Linked DNA regions of Homo sapiens: all the other regions are linked to region 1. Evidence: chromatin contacts called from ENCODE Hi-C or POLR2A ChIA-PET data. All regions are on one chromosome and are shown on one strand. The core of a region is the stretch at or near the end of the contact, and the rest is flanking DNA. Distances in the headings are between cores, read along the strand shown. Region 1 overlaps DNM3 (dynamin 3). Region 2 holds the start of DNM3 (dynamin 3). Region 3 has its middle 160 kb from the start of TNFSF18.

Region 1 (4,095 bases), core at 1,514-4,013:
GGAACGAAACGAAAAAATGTACTTTAGGAAGAAGGAAAATGATCCAGAAGGAACATGGACAAAGAAGTGGGTAAACATTTAGGTAAATCTAAGCCAATATTAAAACAACAAGAATAATAGTAATGTATGGTGATTAAAAGCCATCTGAACAGTTTTATTTTCTCACAAATACTAAACAGCACTTAATTTAATTACATTGCCATGTAGAAGTTTTAACCATATTTTGTTCATTTTTGACTTATAAAACAATCAGGAAAAAACAGTAAACATTGTTATATAAGATTTACTTATTTTAATCCAAGTTACACTTTGCTAAACATACTGAAAATTTGACGGGGTTTTAAATTTGTAATGAAAGAGCCATAGACTCCTCAGAATTTTTTTTTTAATTGTGTTGATCTTGCACATTCTATTATGATTCCAGGTCATTACCTAAGCAAGGATTTCCAATTTAGGCTGAGCTGGGAAAGACATTATTATATTAAAGTTTATGGTTATGAAAACTGTACCCCCACAACACTGGAAGTACAGGACCTTTGTTTCTCTCCACCCACATGCTGGTGACTTTTTACCACTAGGAGAGTTATGTACTCACTGTGACTCACAGAAAAAGATAAGGTTACTTTATACTATCTCTCAATAAATGGAGCCAAGGATCCTTGGAGAAATTCCAGGACTGGGGCAGAGAAAGTACAAGATGAGCCTGGAATGTCTCATGATGCTAGAAAGTAAGGAAGTGCTCAAAACCTTATGGGGATATATGTGAAAAAGATACAAGAGGCAAATTACAGGAGGCTCCCAATGACTAAATCTGGGACAATTTCAGAAATAAAATAATGACAGTAATGGATTATAATCCATAGAATAAAATAAGAATCCATACTTACATAAATAAACAGTTGAATGAGTAATTATATGAAGGAGAAGGGAAAGCTGTTCCTCATAATTAATTAATTTAGAAGAGAAGATCAAAATTTAAAAATCACCATTTGCAAAACATCACAGTAATAGTTTCTCTTAAGAATCATCAATGGATGTTAAAATGAGTAGGTAAAAGTATGATGAGAAACAGGATATTCACATAGCCTCAAATATCACCCGCAAGATACTTATTAATTTCAAAGGAGAAAAAATAGAAACTTTACAGTGGAGAAACCTGGAAGACACCATCTTAACCAAATGATCAAAGTTAACATCACTAGTAATGAGACAGATCGACATCACATGTCTCCTGATGTAATGCACTGAGAAAGACACACCATTTATGTGGCGTGTTTTTGCTAAAAATGCACAACCTGAAATTAATAACGAGGAAACATCAAATTGAAGGACACTGTACAAAATAACTGGTCAATACTGTACAAAATTATTAGGGTCATAAAAGATGAAAAAAGACTGAGGTATTGCTCCAAATTAAAGGAGACTAAAGAGGCATAACTAAATGTAATACATGATTGAGGATTAGATCCTGGGTCATAGTATTACAATGTCAATTTCCTTATCTTGATCATTGTTGTGTAGTTTTGTAAGATACTAACATTCGAAGAATCTGGGTGAAGGATGTACAGGAATTCTTTGTATTAATTTTCAACCTTTTAATAAGACAAATTATTTCAAGATGAAAATTATTTTACAAATCAAAGATAGTGTTAATGATAGCTTCCTTAGACCTCTCCATCCTCCCATATTCTAAGAAAGGCCATTTATATGTTACCTCCAGTTCTGTCCACAGACATCAATGCATGGCTTCAGGAAAAGTGGGCCAAGTGCAATGCTGAACAGGAAGGAAACAGTTTGAGTCTGAAGCACAAGGTTCCTACTGTGCTGAATCAGTGTGGTAGAGGCTATTAAAATGCCATCTTTTCCTACCTCCCACTCCTCTCCTTCTTCTGCCTTCATACCCTACATCCCAGACCGCTTTTAATCCTATTGGGAGGGTATACAGAGAGAAATAAAGAAAAAATAATAATGAATGGCTGTGTTCTTTGGCACATGAATAGCAGTTTCCCTTTCGGGACTTCAAGAATAAAAAATGAGAGGCTTTAAATCTTGCTAACTTGTGCAAGAATGTGCGCGTGTGTATATGTGTGTGTGCGTAGGTAAAAATGTAAATGACCACTATGGAAAGAACAATGCTAGCTTTTAAAATCTACTAAAGTAAAAGAAATAATTATTCCTGAATAAGGTATGTCAAACACCAGTGGGAAGAAAGAAGAGCGGGTTATTTTGTTTAGAGCTGGATGAATTAGGAAAATCCCTTTTTACAGCTAACTCAGAGATGAGCTGTTGTTGCCAAGATGTGGTTTATCAAACATCTAGGCTATCTCACAGGATGTGAGTTGGTTTAGCTTTGTAAAATAGCTCTATTTTTATTTTAGCCAAATCTCTACAAGACTCTCAGTCAGCTCCCTCCCCCACCAGAATGAAACAGCAACAACAGCAGTGAAACCTGACTGAAACAGCAGAGTAAATGTTGGCCAGAAGCCTGCTGTGATCCAGCCTGGCTTTTAGAAGGAGTCTCTCTCAGTTTGATTCATTGCTTCTCACAAGCCAGCTCCAGACTGCTTTTCTTGAGATAAAATAAGTTGTAGAAGTATAAAGGGAATGTTGCCACTGGTAATTCTTTTTACTTAAGATAATAAAAAGCACATAAAATTTCCATGCTCATATTTGACTCCTTTCCGGGTCTCCCTTCCTGATTCTAACACACTGTGGAAATGGTGCAAGGAAAAAAAAGCCACAGACAGAGTAGTCGGTATGATTTCAGACCACATGACTCATTACTTGTGCTTCTTTCTGGAGCAGTCTGTTTTCTGTGAGCTGGCTTCACTCTGGTTAATCACTTAGCATGGTGAGATTTCACCTGGTTGCCCCTCTGGTGGCTCAGACGGGGCCTGGGGCATCACTGAATTTATACTGAAAATCAGATGGGCATCTGAACAACTCCCACAAAACACACACACACACACACACACACACACACACACACATTTAATCAGCATCAAGTAGTGCAGTTTCCTTTCTAAGTGATGGGAGCTGCTGGCTGTTGTTTTTGGCTTGAGGCCGCATAGACCAGCCAGCCGTTGTGTAAGCATGGTCTGTCTGAATTGCTTTGGGGCTGTCTTCTTAGAAATCTTCTTGCTGTTCATTATTTTGCCAGCAAGCCATAACTATTACTTTTTTTTTAGATTCCTCAATCTATGTTTTCTCTACTGTAAGATAGTAAAATGTAGAGAATCAGGGAGCCCTATAAATCTTGAAGATTTTTTTTGTCTTAATTTCTTTAATTTGAGATTGGCATTTAAAACCATTGTAGAACTTGTGAACTTGCTAAGTTTAAACTACAATTTGGAGTAGGGAGTAATAACCAAACTGTTCTTCTCATGTTGTTTTAAAAGCTTCTGGTGTATATGCCTTTTTATTTTTTACTCATCATACAGTCTATTCAGAAAAATAAAAAAAAAAAAACCTTAAGTAGCTCTTGGCAGAAGGTCAAAACCAGCATTTCAGGGAAGGTATTTAAAAGTCTTTTAAGTGTGGGCTATTTGTATAAGCAATATCTGCACGTTTCTTATGACTGGGAAGGACTATTTTCACAGTCTTTCATGGAAATATTTCTAGACAATTTTCTGCGGCTCTTTTCCCTGAGCTCATTTATTTGCTTTTGCTTCAGAACACAGCATTTTAATGAGCAGTTTTATGAGCCTAACCTGCGTTCTGCAAGCTCCACATGACTGGATTCCTGTTGCACATAACCTTTGCCCTATTTTCCATTAAAACACAAGACTTTCCTATAATCAACTGTATACTATGACCTTGGAGGAAAAAAATGCAACAGATAGTTTAGTCTACTATTTAGTCTACTTTAGCACACTAAAATTGATTTTTTTAAAAAAATTAGTTGTTTCCTTATAATTTTTAAAAGTGTACATATTAGTATTTTCATCACAAATTTATTTTGTAAGATGCCTAATTCAATATTACCATATCCCTCTGGGTAAATAACTCATTTAGCTATCTTTATAATCCACTGAGGGATGTACAAAGGTAAGATGAACCCCAAATCAATTTGGAATTATGAACATTCAAAACAAA
Region 2 (4,076 bases), core at 338-2,837, 520 kb before region 1:
TAATAGAGATCCACTTCAGTGGAGATGCATTCAGTTTTATTTGTCTTTTTCTGCTGCTTTAAAAAAAAGTTGAGATGTAATGTACAGTAAAATGCACATCACTTAAAAGTTTAGTTTGAGGAGTTTTGACAAATGTATGCCCACATCCCAGTCAAGACATGGGACATTTCCATCACTCCAGAAAGTTTCCTCATGCCTCCTACAGTCAATCTCCACTCCTCAAAGACAACCACAGTTCCGATTTCTATTACCATAGAATAGCTTTGCTGGTTGTAGAACTTCACATACATGAAATCAAACCAATATGGTCTTTGGCCTTTTTCATTCTACATAATGTATCTGAGATTGTTGCTATATCAAAAGTCTTTTTTGTGGCAGAGATTATTTCACTATATATATATACCACGTTTGTTTATTCATTCACCTGTTGATAGACATTTGGGTTGTTTTCAGGTTTTTTGACATTATGAACATTTTAATATGTCTTTTTAGAGTTAGAAGGAACTGTACATTAAATGCTGAGATTACAAAAGATGACTTCAGTTTTGAATAAATTGAGTCTGTAGTACTTGTAGGACACTCAGGTAGTATTCTGGGCTCCTCTTGGAGTACAGTCTAAGTTGCAGAAGAGAGACAGGGTCTAGCAATGTAAATTTCTGTAGTCGCCAGCCTTGATTCAGAGTTAAAGCTATGGGAAAGTCCTCAGGCAGAGGACAAACATTAGACAAGAAAATGCCCATATATGAAACCCTGCGAAGCATCAGTATTTGAGGAGCAGACTAAAAAGGAACCGTCTGTGGAGGCTAAGAGAAGCATGGCCATTTATCTTTGTGTCCCGATCATCAGGCACAGGACCCCACACACAGTCACTTCTCAATGTGCTAAATTTCACAGAATGCGTCCAGGGTACCTGGTTCTGGATAGATCCGGTAGAAGGAGATAGACCGGGAGGGCAAATGGCATGAGGAGTCTCACAGGCCAGAGTGATTAAAGGGGTGTATCGGGGCGGTAAACCCTACAGACTCTACCTGTGCTTATGCGGGGCTGGGGAGGACGAGTCATTACAGATGAAGAATTAAGTAAGGTCAGACCACTCAGGGCCTTAGATGGATGTCACATTGAAGAATTTAGACTCCAACAGGCCTGCCACCCTGGGAGGAGTCATCGCGGATTCTGGAGAAGGGCGTGACAGAGGAGATTTCCTTTCGGGAAGTGTAGTCTGGCAGCGGTGCCCCGGTGGTGGCGGCGGCGGTGCTGCTGTTGCTGGTGATCGTGTGGTGGTGTTAGCGGCGATAGTGCTTTCCACTGGGCTTTGGCTTGGTAGCCGCTGAAAGAGAACAACGCTGCCGCTGCTGCTGATTTCATGCCATTTCCTGACCCGGCGCTGTAACTTGGCCTCTGAGCCTTGGCCACAGAACGCAGAGGCCGTGGCATCTGGCCGCAGCTGGGCTGCAGTGCGTGCGCGCCTGGCCTGGTGGTCCGATGGGAAGCCCGGGGCGGGGCAGCCGCGGGGCGGGGGCGGGGCGTCGCGGAGATAGGCCACGCCCCTGCCCGCCCGCGCAGGCGCGCTGCGGGTCGTTAGCTGTCAGAGCCAAGCGGCGGGCTGGCGGCGGGCTCCGACGTCTGCGCCAGGACCTGGCTGGCTGAGCCCGGCGCAGCAGCAGCAGCCAGGGCAGCGCGGCCCCTACTCCCTGTCAGGTCGTAGAGGCGAGCAGGGACCAGCTGGTCGCCGGCCCCTCGGGCAAGATGGGGAACCGGGAGATGGAGGAGCTGATCCCGCTGGTGAACCGTCTGCAGGACGCGTTTTCGGCGCTGGGACAGAGCTGCCTGCTGGAGCTGCCGCAGATCGCCGTGGTGGGCGGCCAGAGCGCCGGCAAGAGCTCGGTGCTCGAGAACTTCGTGGGCAGGTAAGCGCGCAGGGCGCGGAGTAAGGATGCGGCAGTGGGGCGACCCCGCTGCGGGCCGTTGGAACGTGGACGGGCAGCGGGAGCCAGAGGGTGGATGGACCAGGCGCTGCGGTGGAATGGGGGGCAGAGTGGAATGGGGGGCAGAGTGGCGGTGTCCGTGGGGCGGGCGGGGTCCTCCAGCTCTGGGCATCCTCCGTCCCCTGCCACCCCCCGCCTGGTGGCCCTCCTGCCTGCCTTTCATCGTGCGATACAAAGCCATTTCCTCCCTGTCCTCCAGTCGGGGAGTCGGGGGAGGGGTCCGCCCCGGGCTCGACCCCCACCCCCTCGGTGCGCGCCAGCCCCGGGCAGCCTCCCTGCGTAGCGCGCCGAAAGCTTCCCAGTGCCCCTCTCCTGTTTTCCCAGCTCAACACCCCCCTCCTTTTCCTGTCGCCCTCCGTGAGGCTCCCTGTGAGGCTGTGGGGCTTTATCCCCCGAGCCCCCTCCCTTAGGTGGAGATGCTTTCCTTCTCGCCAGGGTTCTCGTTCCTCTCAGCTGTCTACTGTTGCCTGCCTCTAGCTGGGGAGGCGGGGTGCGAGGAGAAAGACGTCGTTTGTTGTGGTGAAGCTTTATCCAGAGACGCTTCCCCACCATTCTCCTCCCGGAGAGTCGAAGAATAAAAGGTGGTGTGTTTGCGTGTGCACCTATTCACAGCTTCAGGCAATTGTGAGAGAGCCCGAGGCACAGACTTGGCAGGGGGTGGACGTGGACTTATGTTGTCCAGGTGCCATGTCATTCCTGCATCATCTCGGAACTGACCAGCATCTTTCTCGCACTCTCTCTGCGCCCCCTCCCCCAGCATCATCTTCCGTTCTCTAAGCTCCTATTTGTCTTGCTAGCCTTCAAGACAACATTCTGAATCTAAATTGTAGCTGTGGTTTTCCTCATGACTCTTAATACAGAAACAGCTAAGGAATTAATTTTCGAATTAGGAATCAGCATTTCTTCCACTGAGCAATTCATGAGGGATTAAGTTACCTTAATGGCCTTGCCTGAAGAGTGCAGACATTTGCTAAGAAAAGCCCATTTAAAAGCATTATGAAAACTGAAATCTGTTTCCTAGTAATAGAAAACCAGGTAGAAATGTACAGTATCCAAGAAAAAATGCTGGCGAGATTGTACTTTATTCTTTTTATTTGGCTCATTCGTGACTTGGGATGCAGAAGGTTCCTGTTTCTGTTCCTTTTTTCTTTTTTTGTTAGTGCTTGGTGATGTGTAGAATTTAGAGCTGAATATTCCCACATTTCCTTTGGAAATGTTAGTGTTCATAAAGTACATATTCCTTTCTCTCAAATGATATTCCATCTCTCAGATGATATTTTTTTTCCTGTATGAACTAGAAAGATAAGAAGCCTAACAAAGTAAAATTGCTGACAATTGGCTTGTATCCTTGAGTAATTCACTTAATCACTACACCTCATTTTTATATTTTTTTTGATTAATGAACAAAGTGAAGGTAAAGCATTTTGCCTACGTCATCTTAGACTTTTGGTGAAGTGATGGATTTCAAACATATAACAGTTACTTTCTTTGATTTGTTGCCAATGAAATTTACGAGATATAAAGTGGCATCCAAAGAGTGAGTTTTGGTAACATATTTTTGGCTTTCCAAAGCCAGGGCATTTTTGTCATGACACCTTAAGAGTTATTTAACTATTTTTGTTTTTTAAACAAATACTTAAAGATTAAAACTGTAAGTATTTCAAATGAAATTACCATATTTTTATGCATCTCCCATATATTTACTTGGATGAGCCTATATTGTATGCAAGTGCATTGTTTGTGGTCAGAGCTTTTGAACTTAATGTCAGTTGTATGCACATACCACAATTCTACATTCTAGGTTTTGAAATTCTAACATTCTTCCTAATGTTATAATAAAATTGTACACATCTCCCCACACTAGCTATGTTCTTTTGGAATAATTTGAAAAAAGAAATGTAGAAGAGTAAAATATTTAAGTTTGAATATTTTTCAAGATGGAATAAAAAATAGGGACAAGTATAAAAATCAGAGCACGTACCAGAATGCATTAGTAATTTGTTGTACTTTAAAAAGTTTTACCACTAATTGACTGTTAGAACGCCAAATCAAAGAAAAGGATGACCATAGAGGAAAAAGGTCATTTAATTC
Region 3 (3,831 bases), core at 333-2,832, 540 kb after region 1:
GGGGGGAAGGTGTCTTTAGTAGACTCCTGTGAAAATATCTTTAAAAGTCTAGAGAACAAGGAGAGTAAAGCTGACTAACATTCAAAAGGACCTCCTAGCATTCCAAGTAAACAGAAACATCCAGATTTCAGTAAAGATTAAGACGAGACTTTCTGATAAGATTTGATACGTCGAGATCACCTTTGTGGCCAGATAACAATAAAACTCTTTTCCTGCAGTAAACTAACTACCTAGGCTACACAAATAATGTGAGAAATAGTTTCCAAAAATAAATAAAAATACTAAAATATAAATTAACATTTACAAAGAACTGCAACCAAATGACCATTAAACAAATACTTTCTGAAGAAAAGATGTAAAATGAATCAAAACATAAAAATTATAAAACAGTCTTATGATCTTATGATATACATAAATTACCTTTATGTTTAAAAAATCAGTAACTGGAAAGTTGTTATTTTCTGCCAATTTGTGATTTTAACCAATTTGTTTTGGTTTGTAAAGAAAGGGGTGGAAGAATACATAGCAAACGGATAATACTGTCCACTTCAGGGAAAGGATCAGCAAGGGACACAATGTTTTATTCGCTTGTATTGGTTTTCAGCCAATTTATGATTTTAACCAATTTGAGCAATTCAGTTGGATGGAGAAATTTTAGCTGTAAAATCAATACGAGAAAGTTGTTCATTTTCCCCAATGCTGATACAAGATCAAAAGACTTTCACATGCATGATTTCCAAAATGACTCAGTGAAATATAGAAATAAGACCTTAGAGCTGATGATTGACTGGTAGAAGGGGGTTTTCATTCTCTTATCTGGTGTAGCATGCCTTTGGATGTCCCTGTGTTTTAGGGCAGTATAAACAGTATTAATACATGATGACTTGGCTGTTGAACAAAAAGGGCCTGAGATATGGGCAATTGTGTGGTGAGAGGTATTCTTCAAAGACAAGCTCTTCAAGATGATTTCCTGCAGAGAATCCTATCAAGCCTGAATGAACAATGCAAGGGGTGACTGTCTTACAAGCTTCAGCGCAAAACATTTTGGTACCACAGTCTGTGGGTTGTTCACCTGCAGGACAGTAGCAAGGTAAGTCATAATAAAGCACTCTAGTGAAAAAAGAAGTGTCCACACAAGCTGAAGAGCAGATATGGGGTGTGTCAACAACACTGTCATATGATATGTGTTCCAAATTTCTTTGGTGGAAACACAGATGCAAAGATATTAACCGAAAGAGAGAGAAAAAGAGAGAGAGCGCGAGAGAGCGCGAAAGCCAGCTGAAACATTTTTATAGATCATTATGATATTAATTCCCCAGACTCAATACCACCAAAACTAGAAAAGGAAACCTGATCAAATTCTTTGCAAATTCTGAGTCATGAAAAACTTGTGAATAGTACTGTACATTTCAGATTACTAAATTAGAGCTCATCGGAGGATTTATATGACTGGTTACTGGTGAAAAGATCAGAGAATGTCCTTTCATCCATCAGTACTAACTGAAAAGGGAGTCGATTTTTTATAAGCAAAGGCAACAGGCTGAGCCATGTGTATTTCCTGAGGTGTTGCTTTGACATTTGAAAGTGAAACTCGACACTAGAAGCTTAGATGCGTCCGGTGAAAAACAATCTGTGAGCTGTGAAACTGCAAAACAATTCTGTGGATCATTCAGTAAAGTCATTTCTTCCTTTGGTTTCCTTTAACAATAGTACTATGATATTGACAAACTTGCTCTATTTGGGTGTTTTCTTTCTATTTTCTATTCTTTTGAGTGTTAATGAATTAAGGTGTCCATGAAATTAAACTTTTGGTGATAGAAATATAATTATTATAACTTTTATATTTACTAAAACTCTCTGCTTAATAAAATTTATGAAGGTAATGTATGTTTGGTGTAAGTCAAACAAATACAAGTGAATAAAATATTGTCTCCCTTGCTGATCCTTTCCCTGAAGTGGACAATATTATCAGTTTGCTATGTATCCTTCCACACTTATATTTATGTCTATAAAATGTATGTGGATTAATTTGCAAAAATGGCGAAGCATTCTTCTCATCCCTGTAGCATCTCCTTTTTGTAGTGCAGCTTTACTGCTCCTCCCACCAAGGAGTGGAGTCTATTTCTTCACCTTTTGAACTTGGGCTTGGCAGGGATGAATTCCTTTATATCACTGGGACATGACAAACAAAAATGATGACAAATGTGACATTGGGACAACAAATATGATGAAAACCACTTGCCTTGGGGCTTGTCATAATCACCATGGGAATTCTATTGTATCCATAGTTATGCATACAGCCCTCTAAATCATGAAACACAGTAATGTGTTTAAAAAGATTTCTGAAGTCATTGGTTTGAAGGAATAGATCTTGTAACAAGTGTTGTGGGATCTTGGGATATATATGCAATAAAATCTCTGAAATCTTTAGCTATTCACCTGTAAATATATGCTTTATTTTTAAGAGGACAAGAATTGTTATATGAGTCATGTAAGAATATATGATCCCTTTCCTTTAAAGGCTTTTGAATATAGCTGAAAAGATGAAGGTATTACAACACTCGCTTTTCATGTTTTTATACTCTATTCTCCATTTCAGCCAGTGCTCCATTCCCACAAATTTCCAAGTTTCCCATGCTTGCTTCGTCTTCTCATCTTGTAGGGACCATATAGGAGAGTGATGTGATAAATTAATTTACACTAACATGACAGGATTTTATTGGTTATTCTTTTGATGTGTATAATTGCCTTTTAAAAGAAACCTGGAGAGAGACTAACTAGAGCTTAATTGAAAGGCATGAAGTGATAATGATGGAATTTTAGGCCATAAATATCTGAATGTTGAAAGTTTACACCCAATTTCTTCCACCTGTCAGCCTGCCCTTAATACCTTCTTAGATAAAACAGTATTATTCCTTACTCCAGGATTAAATTATATGTAATTTGAGATACAATTTTTTTTATTTTATTAACAGAGGTGATACAAGAGTAGAAGAAATTGTAGTAACATATTTATAATCAGAACTAGGAATATTGACCACTAATGTAGTCAAAATAATTTTTTCATAACTGTCAGGAGAGGGAAAAACCAACATGTGCCTCAACACAAATACTATATACAAATAGTTTAGTATATTGAAGCACTAGAACCAATCAGATCATTTTTCAAGATGTATGCAAAAATTACAATAGCATCAGCTTATTAGTAACAACATTCACAAGACGGTTACTTCACTGCAACTCACCTTAAGCATGGTCAGCTATTATACATGTATAGATGCTTAGGGACCAGTAGTGTTATAGCTAGATAAGATGATTGATTAATTGATTGACCGATACATAGAGAGATAAATAGGACAGAGACTACAGTGAGCTTTATGTATATTCCACTTAAGCCATATAGTCCAATGACCATACATTGGACCTTGATATCACCCACCTGAAATCTCTCCTGAAATCTTTATTTTTCTTTTTTTAATTTTTGTGGGTATATAGTAGGTGTATATATTTATGCAGTATATGAGATATTTTGATATAGGTGTAGAATGCATATTAATCACATTAGGGTAAATGGGGTATCCATCAGCTGAAGCATTTCTCCTTTCTTTGTGTTACAAACAATCGAATTATACTCTTAGTTTTTTAAAAATGTACAATGAATTATTGTTGAATGTAGTCATCCTGCTTTCCTATTAAATACTAGATCTTGCTTATTCTATCTAATTATCTTTTTGTACCCATTAACCATCCCTACTTCCCCCACCCATGAAATCTTAAATTCAAGCATTCTGCTCTCTGATCATAGACTGTAGTCCTTCAATCCTGTCACTC

Evidence for each region. Hi-C counts contacts between places; a loop is a spot of excess contacts on that map. ChIA-PET counts read pairs that join two places held with the same protein, here RNA polymerase II (POLR2A). Pooled maps may share reads with other maps.
Region 2: a loop to region 1 is called in a pooled map, with 2.8 times the contacts of the local background. The contact joins the promoter of DNM3 here to the enhancer-like site in region 1. A Hi-C loop is called at or near these places in 2 of 50 pooled maps. POLR2A ChIA-PET finds 5 or more read pairs at or near these places in 2 of 52 experiments (WTC11 and activated CD4-positive, alpha-beta T cell).
Region 3: a loop to region 1 is called in a pooled map, with 9 times the contacts of the local background. The contact joins two enhancer-like sites. A Hi-C loop is called at or near these places in 1 of 37 single-sample maps with no recorded cell type and 5 of 50 pooled maps. POLR2A ChIA-PET finds 5 or more read pairs at or near these places in 2 of 52 experiments (OCI-LY7 and activated CD4-positive, alpha-beta T cell).

The regions. Positions count from the first base shown.
Region 1 is chr1:172,356,173-172,360,267 of GRCh38, forward strand. All of the region lies in intron 17 of DNM3 (dynamin 3), which reads left to right. Among named protein-coding and RNA genes, the nearest start is that of C1orf105, 62 kb to the right of the region's middle. RefSeq lists an enhancer at 2,642-2,721. Within about 2 kb of position 2,764, at least 36 of the 41 ENCODE cell types and tissues checked have a DNase peak (open chromatin) inside an H3K27ac peak, as active enhancers do; they include OCI-LY7, where a contact is called at or near this core.
Region 2 is chr1:171,839,911-171,843,986 of GRCh38, forward strand. DNM3 (dynamin 3) reads left to right here and starts at 1,588. Exons shown (of 21, transcript NM_015569.5): 1 at 1,588-1,907. The coding sequence starts at 1,747. RefSeq lists a silencer at 1,403-1,632 and an enhancer at 1,833-2,012.
Region 3 is chr1:172,893,774-172,897,604 of GRCh38, forward strand. No RefSeq gene overlaps it. Among named protein-coding and RNA genes, the nearest start is that of TNFSF18, 160 kb to the right of the region's middle. Within about 2 kb of position 1,583, at least 7 of the 41 ENCODE cell types and tissues checked have a DNase peak (open chromatin) inside an H3K27ac peak, as active enhancers do; they include OCI-LY7, where a contact is called at or near this core.